Regions from separate parts of the Mus musculus genome. Here region 2 is linked to region 1. A link is a loop called in an ENCODE intact Hi-C map of the cell type or tissue named here. Cell type or tissue: left cerebral cortex. All regions are shown on one strand. Links, peaks and the distances in the headings refer to the core of each region. The heading gives the core; the rest is flanking DNA.

Evidence for each region. Hi-C counts contacts between places; a loop is a spot of excess contacts. Peaks named below come from ENCODE experiments on the same cell type or tissue, not always from the same donor. Only the 100,000 strongest peaks of a DNase experiment are listed, where the experiment ranks them.
Region 2: it touches region 1 in a loop (2.2-fold over the local background); 6 of 42 quality-filtered maps call a loop at or near these places.

The regions. Positions count from the first base shown.
Region 1 is chr17:31,676,801-31,691,410 of GRCm38, forward strand. Cryaa (crystallin, alpha A) reads left to right here and starts at 1,131. Exons shown (of 3, transcript NM_001278570.1): 1 at 1,131-1,389; 2 at 2,759-2,881; 3 at 4,186-4,930. The coding sequence starts at 1,201. The coding sequence ends at 4,395. In left cerebral cortex, for the core only: a CTCF peak has its summit at 8,872 (motif pointing right); DNase peaks (open chromatin) are centred at 8,881, 9,449 and 9,639; H3K27ac peaks cover 370 bases.
Region 2 is chr17:31,827,961-31,842,570 of GRCm38, forward strand. Gm41564 (a long non-coding RNA gene) reads left to right here and starts at 6,827. Exons shown (of 3, transcript XR_876739.3): 1 at 6,827-7,095; 2 at 7,823-7,953; 3 at 8,219-14,610. Gm41563 (a long non-coding RNA gene) reads left to right here. Exons shown (of 3, transcript XR_876738.2): 3 at 374-731. In left cerebral cortex, for the core only: no CTCF peak of the experiment used is centred there; a DNase peak (open chromatin) is centred at 9,017.

The sequences.
Region 1 (14,610 bases), core at 7,317-9,816:
CGCCGTCAGCTACTTAGTCATGTTGAACTGAGCTGCTGTTTTGCCTCAAAGATCATCACTCTGCTAGCCGTGGTAGCTGAAGAGACTCCCACTGGGTGATGTTGGGACCTGTCTCCTAGTGTGGTCTGAAGAGCTGCTAAGTTGTAGTTAACAAGTACTAGGGCGGGGGCACACCGTGGGGTGCTCATTGCTTCCTGAAGCGTTTGTCATGTGCATCTTAGCTGGCGGTAGTTTCTGGAACGCCAGGAAACCTCTCCTCTGGGATGACAAGTTTTCAAGTCAAAGGTCTTTGAGGTCCTCAGACAATTTCATCACGTCTGCCAATGCCACACACAGCTGGAGTTCAGGGATGTCTTTTACCTGGTGATACCCGGATGAGAGTCCCGGCTGAGGAGCAGAGTCCTCTCCAGACTCGCCTATAACCATTCACAGGACTGGGCAGAAGCAGCTGGTTTAATAACACCCGTGGTGAAGTCATGTCGGGAAGACCTGAGGCTTTGCTGAGGATGGTGGCCAGAGGGAGGTGAGCGCAGGGTGACCCGCACAGAGGAAAGACCAGAACCACATCCAGCACACAGATCCCCTGCGACCGGCAGGGACTGGAGCAGGATTTGGCCGGTTTCTTCATTGTCTTCTGTCTGCCTTGAAACGCTGTGAGCTGTGTAATGTTTGTTCTGAGTGAGGAAAACAGAAACAAACAAACAACAAACAAACAAAACCAAAGGATGTTCTGCTTTGAACACAACGCTTTCGTTGGCGGTTTCAAGATCTCTGGAGGTTTCGGAGCTCTGCAGATGGCCTGCTAATCTGTGCCTACCTCTCCCCACCTGTGAAACAGGGCTCTGAATTCTTCCTCCAAAGGAGGCCAGGAGGGTGCCTCAGTACAATGTGGGAAGAAACAGTGATGTCCCTTGGCTCAAAGGATAAGGCTCTCCACAGACCTTCTTGGAGACATCTGGTCTGAGAGCCTCTGCTGCTCAGCGTGTGTTGCTGGGGCTGGGCAGGCGGGTGAGCATTCCAGCTGCTGACGGTGCAGCCTCTCCCCCGAGCTGAGCATAGACATTTTGGGAAATCCCTTAATTCCTCCATTCTGTGCAGGCATATATAGGGAGGGCTGGAACGCTAGCTCACCACCGCACTGCCCAGAGGCTCCTGTCTGACTCACTGCCAGCCTTCGGTCCCTGCATCACCAAATAGAAGATGGACGTCACCATTCAGCATCCTTGGTTCAAGCGTGCCCTGGGGCCCTTCTACCCCAGCCGACTGTTCGACCAGTTCTTCGGCGAGGGCCTTTTTGAGTACGACCTGCTGCCCTTCCTGTCTTCCACCATCAGCCCCTACTACCGCCAGTCCCTCTTCCGCACTGTGCTGGACTCGGGCATCTCTGAGGTAAGATGCAACCACACTGGTTCCTCCTAGCTGCTCAGAGGGGTCTTGGTCTTGTCTAGAGGACAGCTAGGGATCCTCGAGGGGCACTATGACCCTGTGCTCTCCTCAAGCAATGTCCCAGCCTCTCCCAGCCTCGTACCCGGCAGAGGTTGGGTGTGCACCCACATGCCTATGCTGAAGCCACCCACATCACCGGGATTGGGGTCGGAGGAGGAGACCAACCAGCCCGAGCCCGACTGCTGTCTTTTCCTCCCATCAGCTCATGACCCATATGTGGTTTGTAATGCACCAACCACATGCTGGAAACCCCAAGAACAACCCCGTCAAGGCAAGTTACATGGCGAAGGCAAGCGTGCTTGACCGGCCACTCCCTGGACTTTCTGTTCTTGGTGTGGGGGTTGGGATGTCCTGAAGCCCAGAGAGGACGGGCTTTCTTACAGCAGGGCAGAACCTTCTGTAGCTGGCAAAGCTGCAGATGGGGCTCCTTTCTAGCTTCCCTGATGACTGAAGAAAGGCCACATCCCTCCCTACCCAAGTGAGCCACAGTTCTAGAAGAGCTGCCTCCCTTTGCTTCAAAAGAAGGCTCCCAGAGCGGATCCAGCTGCAACTCTAGGAAGCAAATTGCCCAAATGCAGGCTCTAGCCAGGGCAGGAAGAGAGGGGTGGGAAAGGCTTTGTGTTAGCAGCTAGTAGTACTGTGGAACTGTTGGTAATATGGACAGGTGAGGTAGGCTCCTGGAGCTATGGATACACCACAGACTTTAGTCCCACCAGCTAGCCAGTTCCCAATTAGCCAGGCAAATGATCCTTAATGAACCCGCCACCCATAATCAACCATAACCAACCAGCTACCTTTAATCAACCAGCTGCTTAATCTGTTAAGAGCCATCCAAACCATAACCGGTCACTAGACCATAATCAAGCAACCGGCCAACCTGTAACTAGCATTTTGCTGACGACCAGGCAGCTTATGCTAAGTCATAAGCCATAACCTGGACTCTAATCAGCCAAGGCACTCACTGACCATTCAACCATTCTACTCTACCCAACCCTCTAATCTATAACCAGTTAGCTTAATCTATAATCAGTTGTCTGACCCAGTATACCCAGCAATGAATCGGCACTGCCCAGTCCTTGGGTCTGGAGGTCAATGTGGATCTTACCTGTGGGGCCAGGTGACAGTCCCAGCCCCAGGACACACCAGCTTTCTTGGCTTGAGGAAGCAGAGGAGTGACGGTTGGTTCTGATGGCTGAGCTCTTCCTTGTCCTATGTGATCCAGCCCATCAGGGACCATACAGCTGTTCCCCCATCCTTTGTCTCTGGAGCTGGTGGTCCTTTGGGGAGCTCCAAACGTGGGTTTGGGTTTCAGGTCCGATCTGACCGGGACAAGTTTGTCATCTTCTTGGACGTGAAGCACTTCTCTCCTGAGGACCTCACCGTGAAGGTACTGGAGGATTTTGTGGAGATTCACGGCAAACACAACGAGAGGCAGGTGAGTTTGGGCAGCATCCCCATCTGTGTGGGTCCTGTGCTCCACACCTCCCTCCCCCAGAGAGAGCATGGGAGGCTGTTCTGTCTGGGAGGGGCCACATCCTCCTGTGCTGTGCTGGCCCCTCCCAGGACCATGTAGGTCACAGTCCTCAGCCCTAGCAGGGCCAGGCAGCAGGATTAAGTGGGATGAGGATCCTTGTATGAAGTACAACTCTAGCTGTCCCCCTGGATCTTCTGGGTGACAGGGGATTAGAAATGATCACAGGAAAACAAAGAGCTGCAGATTTTGCCCCCCCCCCCAACTCTGGCAAGCCATGTTTTTCACAAGCAACCTGGCTGGGGAGGCAACAGAAGAGCTGACTTTACATGCACCAGATGTTGAGCAGCCCCTGTGGTATTTCTGTTAGTGGGTGGCAGTCCTGGGGCGTTTAGGAGGTCCCTGGTCAGGAGGGGCAGGCGTTTCTCTCCAGCGGTCACCCACCCTACTCCATGGCTCCTGATCATGTGAAGAACCAACCCTCAGGTCTTTGGATTGAGGGACCCCCCTCCCCCCCCCCCAGGCACTGGATCTGGCTGGAAGTAGTGTCTCCTGACAGCTGGGGGTATGCAGGAGGCTCAGTGAGGTTGGCTAGGTGTGCCATGCACACAGCAGATAGCAGAGAGGGGACCAGGAGCGAGGTGCTCAGTCCCAGTATGAGTCTCTCTTGGCTGGACTTTTCCATCAATGTTTGGAGGGGTGTTGCATGAACCACACTCTTTATGTGGCTGAAGCCAGGACAAGGTTTCCTTGACCTAGGCCAGACTGGGGGATACACCTTCTACCCCTTGACCTTTGTCCCTTAAGAGGGAGGAAGTTGGACCCAGGGAGCTGAGTCCAGGGGCCCAGAATTCTAGAGGAAGTGAGTTTTCTGCGTGACTGAAGCTTTCTGTTGGGTGGGGCTGCTGACAGTCAGGTCCTGGACAGCCCCTGAGGATCCAAGGGATGAGGAAGCTGGGTGGTATGCAGAACCAGAGATAGGATAGAGTCTACAAAAGCCAGTTCCATACCCTGAGCCCTGAGCAGACCTACCCTCTGTGGTTGGAACTTCCTAGAGGTCCCGACCCCTCAGCCCAGGCTAAGCCCAGGGTTTAAGGAGCCTGCAACTTTGTAGCTCTCATGGAGAAGGTAGCTAAGAATGGTACACTGGTCCTAGAGCCCAGCCCGGTGAGATCATCTGCACCCTGGCCACCTTGTATGGTCCAGTGTGGGATGGTGGCCACTGCTGCCCATCACCTCTGACCATGCCTCTCCCTGGTGGCCCTCAGGATGACCATGGCTACATTTCCCGTGAATTTCACCGTCGCTACCGTCTGCCTTCCAATGTGGACCAGTCCGCCCTCTCCTGCTCCCTGTCTGCGGATGGCATGCTGACCTTCTCTGGCCCCAAGGTCCAGTCCGGTTTGGATGCTGGCCACAGCGAGAGGGCCATTCCTGTGTCACGGGAGGAGAAACCCAGCTCTGCACCCTCGTCCTGAGCTGGCCTCACCTTGGTTGTCCCCTGAGGCCCCTGGTCCATCCAGCCCAGGGACCACAGCAAAGAGTCTGCCTTCCTGCCTTCCTGCCTTCCTTTCTTTCTCTGTTTCCTTCCCACTTTCTCAGAGGGCTGAGGGTCTGAGAGAGTGGCTTAGAGAGCTTGGGCTCTTGGCCTGAGATTGCCGCGGGTTCAGGGTGACCCAGGCTCAACACCAGCTGGTCGGAGGGAATGATGGTATTGAACTCTTGAGATTTTCTGTCTTCCTGGAAAGTGGCATCTGAGCACTGCTCCAGAGGGCAGAGTGAATGGTGGCTCACCAACTCCAAGAGCCCTGTGCTAGAGCCCCTGATGGCAGCCTCCTCCTTTTTGCCCATACTTACTGCAGCCACGTGTGCTGGGCTCCGACAGCCAGCTTCTCTCATATCCTCTTCCTGTGACTTTCTCTACTCTGTAGTATTGCTCCTGAGGACCCTGGTCATCCATGAGAATGGAGCCCCTGGCAGACAATAAAGAGCAGGTGACAGAAGCAATTTCAGTCTGATGTCATGCTGTCTTCCTTTGGGGCGGGGATAGGGTGTCTGGGAGGGTGCAGGAGGCATTTCCTGCCTGTCCCCCAAGAGGGTTTCTGGCATCTCATCCTGCCTCCTAAGCCCATGATCCCCTTTATAGCTAGCAGTGCTATGTCCTAACGGATGCGGGAGGTACCCTCCTCCCTCTCTCCTTCCCCATCAGGGTAGGCATGGTACCTTGATTGAAGTTCATGTCTACATGTCTACAGTAGCCTATTCAGATCCTGGAGGTGGTGGAGGTGGTGGTGGTAGTGGTGGTGGTGGTAGTGATGGACTTGTCTGGAGAATTCTAGTCTTCTACTTGGGGTGAGGCAGCAGGTTCTTAGGAGTGACAGAATGACTGACCACACAGGCCCAGCTGGTACAGCCAGGCTCTGCAGATGGCTCAGCACCCAGGAGACACAACGCACATATGGCCCATCACATGCGTGACACACACCACGGAACATACCACATGTCACACACACATGTCTGTATACACACATGCCACTCAGCCCAAATGTACAATGTACCACATACACTGGGCAGCACACATGCAGTGTGTCCATATCACACATACAGAACCCATCAGATGCCACTCTGCCTGCTGTACACACATGCACCACAGCACATACCACTCCTACCTGTTGAATCTGTATAAAATGGCTTTACTCTAGGAGAGACACCTCCAACCCCAGCCATGCCCACTCCATACCTCACCATAGGACACCCACAGGCTGTTCCACTTGCATACAATGCAGAGTCGTCCCCCCCCCCCCATGGCAGAAATGACTCTCATGTTTTGGGGTTGGTATTGGGAAATCTTTATCCTGGGCCAGCCTGCAGTTTGACAACCTGGTGGCATATACCTTAGAGTGGTACGGCTTCAGGCAGGAGGCTGAGCTGTTCCTGGATGTCCAAGCCTTATGTCCTTCACAAATGTGTGGTTAGGTGGGCTGTAACATGAGCGTCCAAGGTTATCTGATCTGGTCCTCAGCATGGAGCTGTCTTTGGGGGCAGGATCTTTACAGAGTGACTGGGATCAAGTGATCCCTGATCCAACCTGACTGTGTCACTACAAAAAGAGAACAGGGCTTCCCCTTTCCCTTCCCTCCCTCCGTCCCTCCTTCCCTCTCTCCCTCCCTCCCTTCCTCCCTTCCTCCATTTCTTCCCCATACCATTCTCTCACCCTCCATGCCTCTTAAACTTGGGAGCCCTAAAGGCCATAGCTGGGGCGGCTTTCCCCGTCTAAGACGCTCTGGGATCTTGGGGGAGGGGTGATCCCCAAGAGTCTCCTCTTCCTACAACAGGCAAAACTAGTCCTGGGGCCTGGTTGCCCACTCCTTCCGGGGCTGCCTGTAGCCTATATCTCCCCAGCTGCTCTCCCTACCCAGGATTCCAGGTGACTTCATGTCACCACAGCTACTAGGGGACCAAGGTGCACAAGACCCTGTGCAGGCCCAGAGAAGGTCATCCTAAAGCAGCTCTGGGGGTCAGTGATGTGTTTATAAAAAGAGAAAGAGAGAGGGGATATGTTTGGTGGGTATGCAGTCAGGTGTGGGGGAAGGAGGTGCCTCCGTGGGCCCTGCTGAGGCATCCCTTCTCCCTGAGGGACCAGTCACTCTTCTGTACAGTGCTATTCTGTATAGTACAGAACAGAGTTTATTAAGGGCATGGGGAGGAGAGTCAAGAGGGTAGTAGAGGCAGAGGAAGGCAGAGAGAGAGAGAAGAAGGAGGAGGAGGAGGAGGAGAAGGAGGAGAAGGAGAAGGAGAAGGAGAAGGAGAAGGAGAAGGAGAAGGAGAAGGAGAAGGAGAAGGAGAAGGAGAAGGAGAAGGAGAAGAAGAAGAAGAAGAAGAAGAAGAAGAGGAGGAGGAGGAGGAGGAGGAGGAGGAGGAGGAGGAGGAGGAGGAGGAATAGAGGCTGGCCATGAGCATGAGGAGAAAGGGGGGAGGGGAATGGGGAGACAGTGGGAGCAAGAAGGCAAGAGCAAAAGAGGGGGGGGGGCAAGCAGCTCCTTTTATAGTGAGTCAGGCATACCTGGATGTTGCCAGGTAACTGTGGGGTGGAGCTTAGACAAAATGCTAACAATCAGTACTGTCATGTTTGTCTAGGCAGAACCCAGACTTAGCCAGGGACACACTGAGGCCCTGGGACAGCAAATGGCAAGGCCTGGAAATCTCAAGATCCACCCGGGCTTCTTTCACAGGTCCTATGTATTAGGAGTTGTGACAGGTGACCCTGACCTCTTTTGGGGTCCTGGTGAGGTCTGTTAGATGCTGTCCCAGTAGGAGGCTATGATGACCCAGCTCTAACACACTGGGTATAGCCGTGTCTAGGACAAGCTGCCCTCTTGGGGATCTGATTAGCTGTCAGAGGTTGTCCAGACTTGGGGGCTTTTGTCTTTGCTGGTCCCACAGGCTGTGGAAAGAACTCCTCAACCGTCAGGCTGGAGAGCCTGGTGTACAGGGCAGGGCATGCCAGCTAGGATGATGCCCTAACAGGTACTGGTGATGCTGAAGGAGAGGCTGGAGGACAGCGTCCAATTTGATACATGAATAGGCACCCCAGTTAGCCATTTGTCCCAGGTTCGAGACCTAACAACCTGATGACGTCATTGCCATCACCACTGTCACTAAGAGCATCATGACATCATCGCCGCTGCCACCCTCACCGTTCTAGTTCTCTCTCTGTCGCTATAGTAAAACTCTCTCACTAAAAGCAACTTACGGGGAGGAAGGGTTTATTTGATTTACACTTCCAGGCTTCATCCTTCACTGAGGAGGGTCAGGGTAGGAAATCCCGCAGGGACTTGATGCAGAAACCATGGCGGATGATGTTTGCTGACTTGCTCCAACGCTCACGTTTAACTATCTTTCTTTCTATTTTTTTTTTTTAGAAAAAAAAAACATTATTTATTTTATGCATATGCATACACTGTTGATGTCTTCAGACACACCAGAAGAGGACACCGGCTCCCATTACAGATGGTTGTGAGCCACCATGTGGTTGCTGGGAATTGAACTCAGGACCTCTGGAAAAGCAGTCAGTGCTCTTAACCACTGAGCTGTCTTTCCAGCCCCAGTTAGCTTTCTTATACAGCCCAGGACTACCTGCCTGAGGAATTGTGTTGTCCATAGTGGGCTGGTCCATGATACATCAATTAAACAACTAAGACCATCTCCCACAGACATGTCCACAGGACAATCTGATAAAGACTCAACTGAGAATCTTCCCTTCTGCCCCCCCCCCCTTTCCCTGCCTCCAATAATCTCAGATTCTGCTAAGCTGATAAGTAACGCTAACTGGGATGATCACCTGCATGATAATGTCATCACTGGCCCAGAACGCTGGCCGCACTGGCAACTGGCAGGCTTCATGCAACCTACCCAGAAGCCTGTGGCTTGGTGAGAAAAATCCTGGCTTAGAAATGGAGTCACTTGCCTTGTGTTGCCTGCTGGTGAAAGTTGGGTGAAACCCACCTCTTCCTTTAAATCATTGGTTCTCAATATATGGGTGGTGACCCCTTTGGGGGTTGAAAAACCCTTTCACAGGGGTCACATATCAGATGGCCTGCATATGAGATATCTACATTACAATTCATAACAGTAACAAAATTACAGTTATGAGGTAGCAACCAAAATAATTTTATGGTTGGGGGCGGTCACCACAACTTAAGGAACTGTATGAAGGGGGTGTGGCGTTAGGAATGTTGAGGATCACTGCCTTAAAGCCAGCACTTTGGATCTCCAGGTAGAAGGTTATTATAGAGTCACAGGAAATCAGCAGAACGGGGTCTCTGAGGAAGGCGGTAGATGCTGCTCCTGTTCTGTGGGGGATTTTCTTTGTGGCAGCAGGCTGATTTATCAGTCTCTCTGCAGGAGAGTCCCGCGTTAGTTTAACATGGTGTGACACAGTCTGACCACCAGGTGGCAGAAGAGGCATTGCCTCAAAGAGGAGACCTTGCCAGGCACCGACTCAAGAACACCAGCCTTAAGGGTCACCTTCACTAGGAGACAGGGAGCAGCCGCAATAAACATCAGGGGCCTGGTTCTGGGGGCCGTTGCCTGTGTGACAAGGAATTGCAGGAGATGCCACTGGCCCCAGGAGTTTGGGCCAGCAGAGCGCCTAAGCAGGGGACACACAAAGGGCCAGTTCCTTCATAATGAAGAATCTGGAACATAATGGAACAATCATTTGAAGGGGAGGTCGCCTAACAAGGCCAGCATCGTGCTGGCCTGCTTTCTCTGCTGCGGTTCCAGCGCACACTGACACGAGCTGTGAGCCGGCTGGACCCCAGGGGCTAGGGCTTCTTCCTGAGAAAGAGACAGCCAGAACTGCCTCCTTCCGGCCACGCTGCAGAGACCCATGTGGGGGCTGGGAGGCTGGGAGAGAAGGGGCTACCAGGCAGCCTCAGCTAACACATGTGTTGAGATCATAGGTTCTGTCTTCCTGGCTCGGCTTGCTGACAGTCTCAGCTTAGAAGGAAAGGCATGAAGGAAGAGTTGGAGGCTACCCAGGATACCAGCCTTCTCTGCAGGGTAGAACTCCCCACCTCTAACCTCTATCTCCTGCCCTCTCCATCTCTCACTTCAGGAAGTTTGAGAGGGGAGCCCCAGGCTGCAGCTGTTAGGAGGTCCTTTAGCCTCTGTTCCTCCCTCCCACGGCAGGGGGATGGGGGCTGCTGTTGTTAGCTTAGAGGCTGGGAGCCCCAAGGACATGGGATTTCTTCCAAGATTCCTGGCTGAGGACTGAGTTAACCGAGAGGCAGGCAGAGCACAAGCCTGTGCTTGCAGGCTGTCATGAGAACACGACAGAAAGGAAAACATGCAGGTACGCAGGTGTCGTGTCACAGGCATGCATGAATGCACACATGGACACACATGTGCAAACACACACACTATGAACACACACCATATATACCTCATGTGTGCGCACACACACAGACACCCACACATACCACAAACAGCCTGCGCACACATATGCCGTAAACACACCACACACACATATACCACAAAACACACCACACACAAACACCTACACACAATATATATACCACAAACATACCATACACAAATCACAAACTCACACTACACACATGTACATACACATATACACAAACACATGCCACATACATACCACAAACATACCACAAATACATACACACACACATACACACACACACACACACACACACACACACACACATATATATATATATATATATACCACAAACACACCTTCTTCTTCTTCTTTTGTTTTTTTGTTTTGTCTTTTGAGACAAGAGTTTCTCTGTGTAGCCCTGGCTGTCCTGGAATTCACTGTGTAGATCAGGCTGGCCTTGAACTCAGAAATCTACCTGCCTCTGCCTCCCAAGTGCTGGGGTTAAAGGTGTGCGCCACCACTGCCCAGCACCCTTGAACTTCTATCTCTGTCACAATGGTTCTTCCCATAAGCCCCTGCTCCCAGTTCTTCTCGAGATCAACTGACTCAGGATATCATGACTCCGTCTTTTTTTATTGGTTTTTTTTTTAAGATTTATTTATTTATTTATTTATTTAATGAGTACACTGTTATCATCTTCAGACACACCAGAAGAGGGCATTGGATTCCATTTCAGATGGTTGTGAGCCACCATGTGGTTGCTGGGAATTGAACTTAGGACCTCCAGAAGAGCAGTCAGTGCTCTTAAGTGCTGAGCCAATCTCTCCAGCCTCATGGTTCTATCTTTAACTCAGTCATTTCCGTGAACACCCCATATAAGGTTACACATTTGAGTCTGGACGTTAGAAGTAAGTCATATCTTTCTGAGAATAGGAGACCACCCACAAGTCCCTGATGTCCCCAAGTTTGTCTTTGTTTCACATACACTGTTGTGCCTGCCCTCTCCAGGAAGCCCCTGATATCTGAGGACAGATATCAACACACTTTAATGATGAAGAAACCTATAAAAGTATAGGATGGAGAGCCACAAGCCTGAGTCCAGCCTCTAGCCGGCTGAACCAGGAGCACACACAGTGACCCATGAAGTCAAGGCTAAGTTCACTTACTCTTTTAAAAACTTACTATCATTGTATTATTCTTCGAGTGGTTTTGCCTGCACCACACATGTGCCAGGGTCTGGGAAGACGCTGGAAGACGGTGTTGGGTCCTCTGGAACTGGAGTTACTGTTTGCAAGCCTCTGTGTGAGTGCTGGAAATCAAACCCGGGACCTCTGGAAGAGCAGTGAGTGCTCTTAACCACTCTCTGTCCCCAGTCCCTTTCTTCTTTTGAGAAAATTTCAAGATTTGTTCAGTAAATTGAAACAAATGGCCCGTGATGCCCTTAAAAATCAACAAACCACGAAAAGAAGCCCAGCCTGTTTCCCGCCCTCAGTATCCTTTGCCGAGCTGACCGTGGACACGTCTGTTTGAGGCCGTCAGCAAAGGGCCACCCACTCCTGATTCCCAAGGGCTGAGCTGTGCTCTGATGGACGAAAGCCCGTGTTTCTGTTCTAGATGTTTCTATGGCGATTCACAGTGCACACCCACAGATGACCCCGGTTTAGCATCTATCCCATGAGTCACCTATTAACAGGCTCAAGGCAACTTCTGACCTAGCCTAGGCTACTGCCACCTTCTGACCCTGACACTTGTTCCAGGAACCCAAGAATGTAAGAGAGCTTCCCAGGGGACAGGGACTCTGTTGTCAGGGATCAGGCCTCCCGTCTTTCCAGGAAGAAAACATGACCTCAAATATTACTCAGGGCCTCTGTCACTCTTCCACATTCCTGCCATAAGGCCAAGAGTGTCTTTGGCTGGCCCTGATCTCCAGGAAGGGAGGCAGGACTGAAGGGCTGGATTGGAGGGAACCTCTGTAGCATGCATAGTTTCTGGGTACATCTTGACAGGAAGATATGTGGTGGCCCTAAAGGTAAGGAAAAGTGGGAGGGGCTTACATTGATTGGCACCAGGGCTAAGGATAAGACTCAGTTGATAGAGTGCTTGCTTAGAATGCTGGAGGCTCTGGGTTTTATCCTCAGCATCTCATGAGCTCAGGCTACAGGCACACGCCTGTAATCTATTGGGAGAAAATTAGGAAGATCCTCAACTACATAGAGAACTGGAGGCTAGCCTGTGCTATCTGACTCTTTCCAAACCTCAGCCTTTTCCATGTGGGCCTCTTGGTAGGCAGCAGGAAACTGAGTCAAGTGAGGAGCCTTGGAATTAGACCCCAAAGGATCTTGGGAGTCAAGGATACCTGAGGCTGGAGGCTTGGCTTGACCAAAAAAGGTGGAGCAGGAACGCAGGCTCCCACCTTTTCATGCAGGGTAAGGATGGGCGTCTTTGGAGTTTTGCAGGTGGCAATGAATGGAAGAAACATCCCCCGATTCCCTGTTGTTCTGTGAAGAGGGAGGAAGATCGGGCACGGAAGCAACATTGGGAGAGAAGCTGGCCCAGGCTGCTATAGCACCAGCCTGCTCAGAGCCTTGTCTTCCGAGTAGGGCAGCAGTCACGGTCCTAGGGAGGAATGAGCACAAATGACATACAGCCACCACAGCCACACAGCTCTGTCATACCACTTAAACCAGACTGGGCAAAGCCATATTTGGGGGAACGTCCTGGCTAGGTTTCTTTTTCCTTCTTTCTTTCTTTCTTTCTTTCTTTCTTTCTTTCTTTCTTTCTTTCTTTCTTTCTTTCGTTTTTAAGATTTATTTATTTTATATCTGTGAGTACACTGTTGCACCAGAAGAGAGCATCAGATCCTGTTACAGATGGTTGTGAGCCACCATGTGGTTGCTGGGAATTGAACTCAGGACCTCCAGAAGAGCAGTCAGTGGTCTTAACCATCTTCCAACCAACCCCCCTGGTTAGGTTTCTATTGCTGTGATAAATGCCATGGAGAGGGTTTATTCTAGAATTGGAAGAGAAGCTGGTCCAGTTGCAGCCCTCAATGAAGGAACATCAATGCCACAACTTGAAGGCAGAAACTGAACCAGAGACCACGGAGGAATGCTACCTGCTGGCTTGTTCCCTGTGGTTTGCTCAGCCTGCTTTCTTGCACAATCCAGCACACCAGCCCAGAGTGGTTGCTCCCACAATGGGCTGGGTCCTCTTACAAATCAGTAACTAAGTAACACCCTACAGTCTTGCCACCAGGCAATCTGATGGAAATACTTTCTTAGCAGATTCCTTCTTCCCAGATGAGTCTAGATTGTGTCAAGTTGAACAAAACCATCCAGGTCAGACTGTGGGACACTGGACACCAAGAAGGCACTGCAGGCTCAGCTCCAAGGAAGGGCTGAAGGCTACTGAAGAACTTACACCATGCCCCATGGCTGGGTCGGCTTGCTCTGGGCTTGCCCTTTCTGTGAGAGTCACCTTGGTCTCCTGAACTGTGGGATTGTCTTCACAAGTGCTGAGGGTGGCCAAAGACTGCTGTAGACAGCTCCTGGGACTCTCTATGTTACTGTGGTAACACATATCACCTAGGGGCAGTGTCTTAGTTAGTGTTTTACTGTTGTGAACAGACACCATGCCCAAGGTAACTCTTATAAAAACAACATTTAATTGGGGCTGGCTTACAGGTTCAGAGGTTCAGTCCATTATCATCCAGGCAGGAGCATGGCAGCGTGCAGGCAGACATGGTGCAGGAGGAGCTGAGAGTTCTACATCTTCATCTGAAGGCCGTGCTAGCAGAAGACTGGCTTCCAGGCAGCTAGAATGAGGGTCTTAAAGCCCACACCTACAGTGACACATCCACTCCAACCAAGCCACACCCACTCCAACAGGACCACACCTTCTAATAGTGCCCCTCCCTGGACTGAGCATAGACAAACCACACAGGCTGCCTCCATTTTGAGGTGGCTGCTGGCTGACTCTTAGGTCTAGGGTGGAGGCATTCGGGCTTTCATCCTGTCTGGGTGGCTGTCACTGTGGTCTTTTGTCACAGGGTTTGTAGCTTATGGGTGGCAACGGGCCTCTTGGCCAGAAGTTCCTTGATGACCCAGACTCCCAGTTTGTGACTCTGTCTTTAGGGGCTGTGGCAGGGAAGAAAGGAGGGGCCTGCAGCAGGAGGGAACTGAGGTGAGGATGAAGTGGCAGCTGGTCTCTGTAGGGATGCAGGAGCCTGTGTTGTCCTTATAGGGTTAAGGCACAAGTTGGTGGCCCAGGCCTTTGGTCTCAGTTTTCACATCTGTGGCATGGGACTGCCCTGACTTGGGGAGCCTGCTTGTGATCTCTGAGACAGCGATAGGCCCGCTCTGGAAGCCCACAGTTGACCTCTGATATGTTACCACACTGGGGACTTTCTGCCCTGCCATGCAGGTTCTGTGCCTTCACCAGTGGAACACAGGGCTGAACACAGCCACCCTGCCATCTGCAAGATCCCCCATCCGAGGCTCCCAGTAGCCCATAATAAAAAGGCGTAGTCCCAGCTCTCTAAGACTGAGTAGGAACAGCTCTTCCATGCTCAGCACCTCCATGGCTCCACCAGACCATGCGTGGATCTCCAGGGCTAATGAAACTGGGTTCCCTGTCTTCTCTGTCCCCAGCTGGCCACGTGCTCTTCCAGCCCCCCTATTCAGGCCTCTGTAAAGGCGGGGATCCCTTTCCTCTTCTCTCCCTTTGCTGGAAGACCCACCCCCCCATGTGGAGTGGTTCTCCTTCCAGTAAGGTTGCCTACAACGCT
Region 2 (14,610 bases), core at 8,014-10,513, 150 kb after region 1:
GGGTAAATGCCACAGATCGCACTCCCTGCCCTACCTTGCCCCAGAGGACAAGACAAGACCAGGCATTTGTCTGAGACAAAATACAAAGCTACTAAATCCTTACTAATCAAGATCAACCATATTTTAGCTCAATACTGTTCAAAATCAGAACAAAGGCACAATTCATGATGAGGAACCTCAAACCCCTCAGAAAGTTAGGAAGCCCTACTCTCTCAGCCCTCACCCCAAACTGGCCTCAGGGCCCAGGGAAGCCAGGCGGAACCTGTCCTGCCTCCACAAGCCCGTCTCCATAGGGACCAGATTGGGGAGGGAGATGAGGTGTCCCTAGGAAGGGAAATCCCTCTAAGAAGACGCTATGGACTTCCTCCCAAAGGAAACCCACACCAGGATGTGACAGGAAATCCCCCCAAGGGGCTTTCCCAGGTCAGACCTGGGCTGGCTTCATCCCAATTTGGACATGAACAGTCTCCAGGGCACAGGATGGAAACCCCTTCCCTCCTACATCCCACGCCACGTCCAGCTGATCAAGGCCTCAACTCTGCCTCCTGGAGGAACACAGAAGATGCCCCCCTGCATTCTCTAGGCTGCATAGCTGTTGTGGAGAACAGCCTGTAGTGGGAAGAAAGCTCCGCGTGTTTCTAAGACTCTGGTTGGATTTCTTGGTTTAAAGTCTGTCGGTCACTGGGACACGGGGGAAGAAAGAATAAAGTCGTTTCCAGATGTCAACAGCTTTCAAAGGCTTGGGAAGTCCTCTCCATGGCGGTTGACTTGTGAAGGGAGCAAGACTGGAGAGGGAACAGACAGGGAAACCCAGTTCATACTGGGTCACTGAGTAGCAATTCATGAAGAGCCTAAATAGAGGGCATGGGGGTAGCTGAGGGAGTCATGTCTGAGATGGGGCAGGGAGTAAGTAATGACCCGTGAGCCTCAGAGACCAAGAGCAGGAGACCTCTGACAGCAGCTATGGCTTCAACTGAAAGGACCCTGGTAAGCCCTTGGAGTGCAGACTAAATGCCAGGACCTCCGTAGAAAGGTACCACAAGGCTTTAGAGGTCCTCCCTATCTGTGAGTGGGTTTATATACTTTGGCTCAACCAGCCGGATGCTCAAGTCATACGTGCAAAATGGTGGTGTGTGCTCATAACCCACATGTGCCGCCCACATACTTTGAAGGTCACTTCGCACAGCATCAACATTGCAGCCTGCATGCCTGGCCACAGTAACCTGCTTGCATCCTCCTTCCTTGGCTGCTTGGGTGTGAGGATGCCACTGTCTTTGATACCTAGGGACAGTAGGCACATCTGAACCATAGGAGATAAGATCTATTGATTTTAAGGACAACCTGGTGTTTAAGGGCAACCTGGTGAGCCTAAGACAGAAGTCTAATAGTCAAAATTCCTTCCTGGGGATTGCTCTTAGGGACTCTAGTGACTGAGCCACACATGCCCAGCCAGCCACTGGCGGCTCACCCCCTTTACCTGGTGTTGACTGACAGCAGGGGAGAACCAAACAGTCCCAAACAACATCTGACTAATAACCGGGGACTACAGTCTGGCCTAAAAGACTCAGTAAATTAGTCATCATATCTCAATTTTACCTCTCCTGTCCTAGGATATTTGGGTTTCCTGTTGGTACCAAGGAAGCCAGAGAGTACCTGGCTTGTCTCTACAGCCTCATGGGCCACACAACATAGACAGAGGTCAAGGTAAAAGGCCAATGATCCCAGGCACATAGGGAGCTCACATCAGACCAACCCGCAAGAACGTCTCCAATAGGGGCTTGGCCTAGAATTCTGGGTCTACAAGGACCACTTAGAACAGGGTCACGTGCTGGAGAGCACCCTGTGCTCCTGTTATAAAAGCTGGGCTATGTCTTCCCTCCTGAGTGCATGAGGCACGTCAGGGGCCAGGGTCCTGCTCCTGCCTTACCCCCAGGCTCCTGCCTCATGCATACACCCCACCACACCCCACACCTCATCACAATGCAGGGATGGAACAGCTCGCTGACCCAGCCAGCCATCTTCCCAGAGCTTTGAGAGGGCTTGTTAAGGAAGATTCTCTCTGGTCCATGTGAGCCTGCTTTCCTGATGAAGCATCATCGCTTATGGACATCGTGCACCAGCAGGCTTTGGTGACCACTGTAATCTGCTGTGGATTAGTCAGGATCGTCTGGTAACCATTCAGTAACCAAAACCTCCAAGCTTACCACTCCGTGCTGGTACAACACATTCCAAAGGGCCCTGTGGACAGACAGGTCAGTCTTTCCTGCACCAGGGACTTAGGGATTCTGGTCCTCCATTTGTGATACCACCCCACAGACATACTTTCCAGAGACCCACAGTAGGAGGAGATTGCACTATGGCCTACAGCCCAGGAATAGTTTGGCAAGAAGGCACACATATTACTTCTGTTTAGAAGCCATTAGCTGTAGATGATCATGTGATCTCAATGTGACCACAAGGGAATTTAGGGAGTGTGGAGAAAGACAGGTAGATATTTAGCAAATAGTACTGCCTTTCCGCCATACACTGGCAGAAAGAGAGGGGGAGGGGAAGGAGGAGGAAGAGAGGAAGGGGAGGGAATTCTTCCAAGCCAGTTGGCTTCATTGCTCTGGGTTTGGAAGCCAGCATCTCAGTAGGCCTGACAGCTCAGGGGCTAGCCTGAGCTTGTAGCTGAGAAGTTAGGCAGAGCTGCATGTGATTGGTTTGGGAATACACTTCTATGAGGTGTCGCTTGCCTTGCGGCTGTTGTCTGGAGGCTTCAGCATACGGTGGTTGACAGTGGTGGCTCAGCCTTTGCCACATGGTGCAAGGCATCTCTACAGGCTTAATCGGGTCTCCTCATAGGACAGAGTAACTTTCCCTCTGCAAAGGGATCCAAGACGGAGCAAGGCGGAAATCAGTCATGTGTGACCTTGTGGTGGTTATCACCCAGCCACCACCACACAAAGCAGCGGTCCCATGGATGCTGGAGTCCTAGAACGTGTGTGTTAATTTGCCTGAGCCAGGAAGGGGTGCTTTTGGGTGGTGGTATGAGCCAGGTGAGCAGGGAATTGGTGGCTGAGAGAGGTACACACTTCCCAGTAGGAAGGGCTCCTTCAGTCTGCTGGGAACCTGGGTAGATCCAGGCTGGCTGTCAGGGTGGGGGCTGGGAGGGGCGGTGTGGACCTCACCCTCTGCCTGGGAGTCCTTCAAACTGGCGCATCTTCTTGTTTCTCTTCAGACTTGGGCTGGAGCCACCCATGGCCTCTCCTAAGTCCCCAGGTGGCTGATTCTGGGAATTCCCCATCTCTGTAATCATAAGCAACCATTTCTTATGACAAAGAAAATACATAGCCCGCTGGCTCTGTGTTCCTCGAGGGCCTGATGGTTGTGACTAACATAGGTGATGAGCCCTGGGGCCACTGAATCTTACCAAAGCCCAGGAAGTCAAAAGGTCACAGATGCCAAGCTAGGGCCAGCCCCAACACATACACAGCTCCCTATCATCATAAGAGTCCCAGCAAGCCAGCTTCCCCTGAAGGACTTCTCAGTGAGGCCCACAGTTGCCCCAGCCTCCGTGAGGGCAAGAAAGTGGCAGAGTCTACAGATGTGGGGAGCCTGAAGGGGCTGGCCCAGAAGATGGTGTGAGGTAAAGACAAAAGCAATCCTGTTTCTGTTCCCATACCATGTCTGGAGGGATTCCAAGCAATCTCTCAGAGGAGCCAATGGATAAGAAGTTAAAACTGGACCTGGTCACAATCTGGAAAATTAAAACCAGATGTGGGCTAGGGAGATGTCTCCGTTGGTGAAGTGCTTACCATGCAAATACTAGGACCTTAGTTTGATTCCCCAGAGCCTGTGGAGTAGGGTGTGTATATGTGCATGCATGTGTGTGCATGTTTAAATATGCTGGTGTGTGCTTGTAATCCAGTTCTGAGGTGGCCAACACAGGAGGACCCCTGAAGCTCCCTGCTTGCTGGTCTAGCCTAATTCCAGGCCAAACCTGTCTCAAAAACCAAGAGGGGCAATATAGTCCAAGGTTGGTCTCTGACCTCCACAGGTACAAGCATCCATGCCTACAAATGTGCGCGCATAGCAGCATGCACGTGCGTGGACACACACAGTGTCCAGATGCTAGGGAAATCCACCCCAAGAGTAGTTTAAAAGAGGGGACAGACATCTGGTCGACCACAGCTACCCTCCCCCCAAATCCAGTTGTCCCTTGCTGTCCCCAGCGTGGCTGGCTTTTCGTCCTCATCTGTGCTGTGTAAAGGTCAAACTGCGGCATCTGTCTGTGCTTTAAGGATAAATGGTGAAAAAGAAAGAGAAGGGGTACAAAGGGCACTCTAGAGAGACAGAGGGAGCCGAAGACCTGTGGGCATGGCCCACCCGGGGTTAGCAGTGAGTCAGATTTGGCACGTGGCAGCCATTTTTATCATTGAACATTTGGACAGCAGCCTGACTCAGCAGCTTGTGTGGAACCTGTAGGACCCTGGACGAAGAAACCCACCGCTCATCAGGAACCAAATCCATTTGTCTTCTCTGCTCACCCTGGGACAGTGGCATGCTTTGCACATCGTGGTGCATGCTGGGAAAGACATTTCCATTTGGCCTGCACAGTCTGCCTGCCCTGGTTCCTGTGCCGTGGCATCAGAGATAGCAAAGCAAAGTCAAAAGAGGAGTGACTGGCTTAACAGCGTCTCCAGGAGCAGAGCTTCAGGCACAGCGGGATCCAGGAGTCCAAATTGTGATCTCAAGATTCTGCCCAGGCTGGCTGAGGTGACCGTGGCTCCCGGTGTCCAGGGCCACTTCAAACTTGCTGTCCGAAAGTGGACTTTGCCCACTCTAGCTTATGTGAACGGGGTGGATGGGTAGTTTGGAGGCCAGATGTTGGCATCGGGTGTCTGGCTGAATTGCTCTCCACGTTATTTTTAGAGACAAGGTCTGGACTGGAACCTGGAGCATGCTGTTTTGGTTAGACCAGCAGGCCAACAAGCCCCAGGGGTCCTGCCTCTGCCTCCCTAGAGCTGGGATTACAGCTTCATGCGGAGATATCCTGCTTTTCAAAGCATATGTGCTGGAGCTCAAACTCAACTCCGTGTGCACAGCAAGCACTTTACCGGGCGAGTCATCTACCCAGGCCAGGCCATGACGCTTGACCAAAATATGGGTGAAGACTGGCAAGACCCTAGGGTGGGAAGCCCACCTTTTGGTAATGGTCTGTTCTGCTGCAAAACTGGATCCACCTCCATTCAGACCACCAGGCAAAGAGCAGAGAGAGGTCTGGAGAAGACCGCCTGAGTGTCCTTGTGCTTACCATGTCTCCAGGCCACAGGCTCAGTTTCTAAACAAGAACTCTCTCAGGGAGCAGTGACCAAGCACTGGACAGGGACACCAAACAAGGAACAGCTTCCAAGGGCTGGTTTACACCCAGGGGTGTGGGGAGGCCCAGCTGGGGGGCCCAGGACATTACAGAGACCTTTCCTGTGGCACCAAGCTGTCCTGGGAGTTAGGCATGGACACTAGCTGACTTTCAGTACATGGATATGGTCCATATATTACAGGTGGACATATATTGTCCACCAGGCCTATTGATACCCTCAGACCAAAGCCACAGCCGAAAAGCTCACCTCACAGCCTAAGGAGAGCCGAGGGAAGGGAACAGCACAGCTTCCTTCAGACTTAGCCTGGCCTTGTCACTAATAGTATGTGCCCTGTCCGTCAGGTGTCTCCTTTCCCATCTCTCTCCCTCTGGCTCACAGACCAATCCTGCCTTGGCGGGTGGGGGTGGGGATGGGGAATGGGGTGGGGGCAGGAAAGAAGGCTGAGAGATCTGTCCTTGTGTACTTTAGAGAATGGACATGTCTGAACCAAACTTGGACAGACCCAGAAGCTAAGACTTGCCAGCAAGCTCCTCCCGGCCCCTGGCTGAGCAGGAAGCTGCCCTCCCCAGAGCCTCTGCCGACCGGCTCCCCACAGGGGCCTCTCACAAGCAGGCTTTGTGACAGAGCTTGAGGACACGGAGGCAGCAGGAGCCAGCTTTAATTCAAAGTGCCTCTTGCCTGGACATGCAGGGTACCACAGAAGGAGAACAGAAAGTCCACGCTGGTCTCTGAAACTGAGTGGTGCTCCCCCACCTTCTCGGTCCACACCAGCCCCAGCCAGCTTCCCACAGAGCAGTTGAGCCTTGCTAATATCCTTCCGCAAAGCTCTTAGTCTTCAGCAACTGGGCAGCTATGAGTTGTAACCTGGGTTCTTCTGTTTCTTGGGATGTATGTGTGTGGAGGTGGCACGTCGACCACAGGTGTATAAGTATGTGTGTGGAGGTGGCACGTCGACCACAGGTGTATAAACCACCAGACATGGTGGAAGGCCAGGAGCAGAGGAACTGGAAGTTCTAAGGTTCCAGACCATAATACTCATGTGACCTCAAACATTTGCAGGTTGGGAGAGGCAGCATGTGATGCCCACAGAAGTATTTGCCTCAGCTGCTTGGCACACAGGCCTTTATGCAGGTAGAACACAAGAAACTTCCCCACCCGGCCCTGTGGGACAGCATCGTTTGTTCCCTGCGGCCACATCACTCTGTGAGGTCTGTTTCTTACTCCAAGATTATCCCCTGTGGTCACCTGCTCTGGGAGACAATCAGCTACAAACATCTTCTAACCACCCCACTTCCTATGGTCACCTCCTGCTGTGGTCCCCTCTCCCTGTGGTCAGTCCTCCAGGTCATCTCTACTCCAGGTTCATGCTAACCACCAGAAGAAAGAAACCTTCTTCCTTTGTTCACCCCACCCCCACCCCCACCCCCCAAAGCTGGCCCTTCCCAGCTCCCAGGCACCTGACCTGAGGTCACATGGCCAGCCTTGCCTGGCAGCCTGGATGATCTGCTCTGAGTCACTCCTCTGTGCCTGCACTTCAGCTTCCTCCACAGTACAGGGACAAAAACATGTGCCTTTCCACCCTGTTGTGAGCAAGCCAGAACAAGAGGAAAGACAGCTGACCGCTCGGGCTATGTCTCCAAGTTTTACGTGTGCACTTGAGTATGTATAAGTGTGTGTAAACACCCATGTCTCTAAGCTCCCCACTGGTGACTGAGTTCCCAGGCTGCTCCAGGTAATTCTCTCCCAGTCCCATGAGTCTCCAGAGAGAAGGGGCTGATAGGACCAGCATGGCACTGGTGGTGGTGGGCACAGCACAGGCAGGTGCTTCCAGCCAGCACTACCCAAGGCCAGTCTCTGCTCTTCCGAGAATACTGCAGGGTCTGCTGAATGGAGACCACCATTGAAGGTCCTCGCTTGGGTGGGTGGGGTCCAGAGCTGCTTGCTGACAGCTAGGTTGGTCCTGGCTGTGGGGTAGCTCTGAGCTCTGCAGCAAGGCATGGGCTTTCCTGAGGACCCCCATGACTCTCAGGACTCCCAGCTACTGCGCATTCAGCACGCGACTGCTGGGCCAGATCACCTGGATATAACCCTGTCACCACTCTGGGTTTAGGTATCCCCCATCTTGCCTGGTTTGTGTACACTGTTGGCCACCCACAGATTGCTGTTGATTTGCCTTCTAGTTTCACAAGGCAGAGTCTCAGGAGGGTGGATTCTCATATCACAAGGGCCGGAGAGACCAGGCTGAGACAACAGGGAAGTAGATGGAGAAGCAGCCAGAGAGTGCCCAACAAGTGTTCTCAGAACCCTAAGTTCTGCTCAAGGGCGGACAGGCTTTGGGAACACAGCCACAGCTTAAGAACACATCCGCCACCATTGTGCCCTATGTCCCTCTGCCACGGACTCGACCCCAGTTTGTGGCAAATGACTTCTCTCTTCTGCTTCCATTTCCCTTTCCCTAGTGGGGCGCCAGTACCCTCTGCTCAGAGGCACAGCAGGTGCTGTAGTGGTTCAGGAGAGGTGGCCCCTGACCACAGGCAGGAAGGATGTGAAGCAGTTTCATTGTGGCCAGCCCTCAGCAGGGACTATGGAGGTAAGCCACAGCCTCACTTCCTCACCCAGCCAGGCCCTTAGTGCTGGGACACTCTGGAGAAAAGATGAGGCCAGCTAAGACTCAGCGCTGTGGAGAAGACTGCAAAAGAATTTCCTTCGAATGGCATGCCCAGAGAGCTGGGCAGAGTGCAGGGGTGGGAGTGAGGACAGACAAGCTAGCTTCACTCCTGTGTAGGCCCAGAAGGTAGGATGGCCAAGTGGGTATCTCCTCACAGCCTCCTCAGCTGTCCCTTTGGCATTCTCAGGATCACTCCGCGGAATCTGTCTAGCAAGACCAAGGCGCATGTTAATGGAACCTGGCCTCTAGCTGAAGGGAGATGAGAAGAGGTTCTGAGATCCAGGCTTAGTATCCAGCCTGGTGCAAGTGAGCCCCATGCCTTTCTGCTCCCGCCACTGGCCCCTTACATTGTGGCTACAAACTCACTGTCAGCATTCAGCAATGGCTCTGCATACAATGGCTAGCGTTTTGATGATCCCCTGGGACACCCTGCCTTGAACTCAGCAGCTGGCCTGACTCACTGGCCCTGAGTGTAGCTGCCTGCTCCTGTGACTGGATGGAGTGTGCTCTGCCTTGGCTCTCCACCACACCATCCTAACTCTCTTTGAGAATCCAGAGACTTGCCTTCCACCATATCCAAGACTTACCCCAGGACTACCTATCCTAGCCTGTGCTAACCTGTTTGTCCTCTGACCCAGGGTCAAGGTTTCAGGTTTTCATTCTGTCCTTGTAGCTCCTAAGTAGAGGTCCCAGCAAAGCTGGGGACACTTCTCAGAGGGAACTACTTCCTGGGTGACGCTGGGTCATGCACAAGGAGAGACAGACACCATGGGGACCTCCAGGCTGCAGAGGGCACGGGAAGGCCTAGAGAGGAGCTGGGGGCTGAAGCAAATCCCTCCTTTTCTAAGTTCAGCCTTGAGAACTTAAGAATAGAGTGGTTATTTCTCTGGCTGCGGGACAGGAGCTCTCTGTCCCCACTGGGAGAAGCAGCAGGGCCCAGCAAGGGAGGTGGGCGGCAGCTGCTCTGTTTTGCTCCATCTGCCTTTGTCTATTCCAACAAGGAGGGTGTGTTTGTTTAAAGATGTCTCTTTTGGCAGCAGAAGTCTGTCTCCAAGCAAAAACACAGGAGTGTGGGCAAGGAGGACGAAGTCTCTCCACCGGGAAAGTCTTTCCTCTTCCCAAATGACCCGGAAGTCTGCCTTCACTGAGTGACTGAAACCCCGAGAGGGCATACTATGGTCCCCACACTTGGGTTCCCAGACCAGGGTCAGGGCCAGCTGGCTGCTGGAATTCCACACCAAGGGAGTCCTGGTGTCTCCATGCTAATCAGGAACTCCAGGATTTGGGTCTTTGTATTCCGAATCAAGTCACCACAAACACAGCAGCTAGCCATCACAAAGATTTGTTCTTGTCGAGTTCTACAAGTCATGTCGGAAGACCAAGCCTGCAGACGGCTGGGCTGAGCTCCTTCCATGGCTCTAGGGAAGGGTCTGTTCTGCCTCCTCATTCATTTTCTGGCAGCCCACGGTGGTCCTTGACTGGTATCAGAATCATTGCTATTTCGCCTCTACCTTCACCAGGCTTCTCTCTACGAATCTGTTTACACAGTCACCCTCTTTCAAAGACATCGGATAGAGTAAGCTTAGTGGTCCCGGGCAGGGCTTGGAGCTAGGGAGGCTCCTTAAGTTGAAAGGTCAGGAAAATCAGGAGTCTGACGTGCCCAGGGTCACTATCTCAGCCTGTCACAGAGCCTTGAGACCCACAAGTGCTCTCTGCCTGCCGTGAACTCTTTCAAGGGCTTCTGTCTCAGCTTCTTTCTCCGTTAGGACAACCAGGAGGCTCAGGTAGAATCAGGGAAGCCCGAAGCCACAGGGCCTGCTTTTCTACTAAGGGAGAGGGTGGCCAACCCCTTTGGCCTGCAGGAGCCAGATGGCAGCTCAGTCTCTAGAAGTATCATTTTTGCAATTCCTTGCTAAGCTCTGAGGCCTCAGTTTCCCCATCTCCACATGGAGATCATAGGGGTTATTAGGACAGAGGGCTTGATAATTCATGAGGGTGTGGATGTACCCCACTATCTCCAACCCCAGGGCTCCAGCCCCTCAGACCCATGGTGTCTAGGGACATTTACTCCTAGAGAAGGGGCAGGGAACAAAAATAACCTGGGCCCTGTCTCAGAAAGAGGCTCCCCACCCTTTGCCTATTTCTGACTGGTAAAGGAGGGATCAGCAATGAGAACTTCAAGGTTGAAGGTGGCAGGGACCAGAGACGGTGGTGTTAATGATACAGATCACGGTGTCCTTGGCTTAGGGGACAGAATCTGAGTTCCCAGCTTCAGAAGTTAGAACCTGGCCTCTGAGGTCAGGAAGCAGTGGGTGAAGTGCTGACAGAAAGAGCTAACTGGGAGCCCCTTGGAGCAGAAGGGAGGCCCCAAGTTCTGTGGGGTTAGAACTGATGACACCACAGGGACCAGGAACTTAAGGGAACAAAGGGGGACCTCCATATGTGCAGCTCACACACATGAGAAACCAAGCGGAATGACGAGCTTTGGGGTAACAACTTGGCTCAAAGCAGAAGCAGTTGCCTGGGGCTGTGTCCTCACACTGGGTCACCCTTCGTTCCATTCTGGCTACTGGTCATGACTAACCTGCAGTAGTGGTCAGCCTGACTTCACTGAGGCCCAGGAGTCCTTCTTATTATTATGGGATGGCACTACTGGGAGGAGCCCCTCTCCCTGACAGGATTTGATCTTAGAATTCTTACAAAGGACAGTTCCAGCTGCCATTGCCGATTTTATCCGAGCCCTCCTCTGCCATCTTGTGATTTCTAGCAGGGCAGCATCTCCTTTGATGCCATGTTGGGCCTCAGGTCCTGGGCCATCCAGCAGGGCCTGGAGAGCTGTGGAGAGTGTAACTCCAGAGCAGCCAATAGCAAGCCGTCCCCGTGAGAAGCAGTGATCTCCGTCTGACTCAGGTGGCAGGGCTGTCGTGCTATTTCAGGAAAAATAATTACACCCATGCTTAAGCGGAGCTTGCCCATGAGATGGCTTAGGAGTATTGCTCGATGCTCAGCAGGGTCTGCCTGCAGCTCTGGGCATGGGTGAAAGTGGGCAGAGTTCCTAGGAGCCCCGGGTGTCTGAGGTCTCTCAAACGTGGCCAGGGCTTTGAAGAAGTTTAGTCGCTGAGGGCTGAGATGCCAAGTCCAGACCCCAAGCCACCCCTGGCCCTGCCGTTGTCCAGTAGGAGCTGACGTTCTTGGCACGAGCCAGGCCGTGTGTGTCATAGGGCAAGCTTGTGATACAGAACACGGCTTGAGTTTTCCGGGCTCTCCCTATACCTTATTCTACTGGGCCTATGATGGCCTGTTGTTGGGCAGCTGGGTACCTGCTACTATGGCCTCCTGGCTGGCAGGGGTAGCAGACTGGAGTTCTGCAGCTCTGCCTGATGTGCATGTGTGCACGTGAGTGTATGTGAGTGTACACTCCACCTACAGCTGGAGGATCCAGAAACCACATGGACAAATGGCCAGCCTTTGTGCCCAGCTGGGGTCTAGAAGGGCAGAGCATGCTGAGTTTAACTCCATGCCTTTTGATGGTATCTTCTGGTGGGTTTAAAATATTCTTCACTATTATCCTTGGGGTGGTCATGGAAACAAATCTTATAGGAGTATCACTCTAAAAAATACGATAAAAGCTGGTGAAACTCACGGCCTCTGTCCCCAAATTCCTACAGCTTACTCAGAAATGAAATTGAAACTCTGAATAGCTCTAGATGTATTTCTTAAATTGAATTTCAAGTTTAAAGCCTCCTACCAAGAAATGCCTCTGGTGACAAATTCCACCAAACATAAAAGAAAGAAAAAGAGGAAGAGAGGAAGGCAACCACTCATTCAAGCATTTAAATTCAAGTCACATACTGGCAAGATGTCCCTAAAATGTATACAAAGATACAAAGAACCTAGAAATGTAATAATGATAATGATACACATTATAATGATACACATTAGAGTAGATGGACTTCTTAGACAAAATACAAATATCATTAGCCATATGACAAAAACGATGGATTTGAACTTGTCAATCTGCATTTACTAAAAACTTCAACTCTTTACAAATGAAAGGCAAGCTACACATTGAAAGATTGTTTTCTCTCTCATCCTATAAATGCGTTTGTATACACAACCCACATAACAAAGACACGTGACATGATGAGTAAATATATAAAGAACTCCAGTAACTCAATAATAAGGGCTCAGGTAAGCCAATGAAATGCAGGCAAGGAGCGAGGGGTGTGGCCCAGAGGCAGAGAAGGGATTGGTTTGGCGCGCCTGGGGTTGGGTTGGTTCAAACCTTAGCATCACATGGAAGAAAAGTAGCAAGTAAATTTAAATAAATCTGAAAAGGAGCTGTAACCCCTACAGGGAAGGACTGAGTTGGAGACAGTGTGGCAGCTTCTTGAATGGTTGGCAGCTGTCAACCCTTTGACCTCTATCACCCAAGAAAAACAAAACTATCCCCAACCCAGACACACAAACACTGCAACATTGTTTCTAATAGCCTCGAGCTGGAAACCAACCACATGCCAATTGCCAGGTGGCTGGGTAAATAGGGTGTGATGTATGTACTCCAAGGATGCCACTTGGCTATTAAAGGAGTGAGCTAGTCACCCGTGGAGCATATGGTGACTCTCCACCCGATGACGCCAAGGAACAAAGCCAAGCCCAGAAAGCCACACTGTTGTGGCTCTGTAGAAAACTTAAAATGCCAACCAGCCCACAGTGACAGGAAGTAGGTCCTCTAGCACTAGGGGTGGGGGACAACAGGTCTCATTGCCCAATAGGAACGTTCCACATCCAGCATGCATTGGGCCATCTGTGGTCCAAACTCTTTGAACATGGAGTCAGGACGAGGGCTTGGGACTGCAGTGTAGGGTGGCCTCAATCTCACCTCTTTTCTGGGGGGAGCTTTGTGGTTTCCTCTTTCTTTATCTTTCCTTCTGCAAGCTGTGTGGGGAAGTTTTTGCTTTTTATCCAACTTCTTGCTAGCTGGAAGTTTTTCAAAATGCACTTTTGGGGGCCTAGAGACGTAGCTCAGTTGTTCACCTTGCAAAGATAAAGCCTTGGTTCGGTCCCCAGCCAAGTGTACCTGTCACCCCAGCATTTGGGACACAGAAGTTAGGGGTCATCCTTGACTACGTGAGCAATTAAAGTCCTGTGTGGCTTTAACAAGATCCTGTCTCAAAAAAAAAAAAGAAAGAAAGAAAGAAAGAAAGCTACACCTTTCCCTCCAATTGCAAAGAGAACTCTTGGGACCTACTGGGAAACATGGCTCCCACCCTGGAGCAGTTCGAGGGAGACAGCAAAGGTAACCAGAGCTGCTGGGACTGGCCTGAGGGTCTTCTGAGTACTTTAAAGACCTCTCAGTATTTTAGAGAAATCACATTTGAATAGGCAAATTACCAACAAGGAAAGTGGATGGAGAGGCAAGGGAGCAGTTCTCTGCATGAGAATTGAAAATGCCTCCTGCTACTGCTACTGCCTAGCCACAAGCTAAGCCCAGTTTCCCAGGCAAAAACAACCATCACCAGATGTTCTTCAGGGCCTACACTGCAACACCAAGGTCCTATTTTCTCAAGGCAGTACTTGCCCAACCCCTCACCAGGGTTTGTTCTACCATCCCCCACCACGCCGCCCCTCCCAACCCTCTTCATTCTAGAGGCAAAACTAGTAGGTCTGTTTTGGTTTTCTTCTGCCCCCAGGACTCAGTTCTTCCTCAGGCAGATTCAGTTCCTGCTCTGCAGGCCCCGCCCTCACATCCTGGTGCATGCTGGGATACAGGGGAAGAAGAGGGTCCCACTCCTAGAGATTGCCAGTTTCCTACCTGTGATTTTGCTCAGACAGTCAATAAAAGCAATAAGAACACCTAGTTGGCTCTGGCTAAGGAGCATCTAGGGCTGCTGGGTAAAGCCTTCTGCCTTCAGTCGTCGTTGGCACCCTCTGTGTGAGGATTAGGACAAGTAGGTAGGCCTGGAGTTCGGTGGCCAGGTGACAACTCTCCTTCTTGAGGTGGGAGGAGGGGTATCCTGTCCTGCCCTCGCTGATGGATGCTGAGGGATTCCACCTCCTTGTTTGCTTAGTACTCACTGCATCCAGGCAGACTGTATGCCGGCTCGTCTCTGTGTGTCATAAACTAGTCAGAACCCACACGGCGTTAAGATGCGACGACTCTGTGGCTGAGTACACCACGCTGCAAACAAGAACACTGAGACTCAGCTTGTCCAGGACATCCGTCCAGCGCCACAGGACACACAGGCAGGCATGTGACAGTGACTGCAAAGACCACATTCTTAGCCATGGAGACACTACGTGCTGAGCCCGATGGGCATGGCTCTATCTTCTATTAGCAAGGACATAAACAGTCTCTTGCTCCACAGAGGTCACGGCTCCAGGGTATGCCTGGACCCTGGCCAGAAGGAAGGATCAGGGGGGAGAGATCTAAAGAAGCCCAAGACACCCCATCTCTCACAAGTGCAGCTGTGTGGTGAGGGGTGTGTCAAAGCCTCTCTAGTTGCAGGACAGGAACGAACACGTCCCTGATGTAAACATCTTGTGAAACTCTCTGGGAGTTTGCAGAGCAAAAAAATG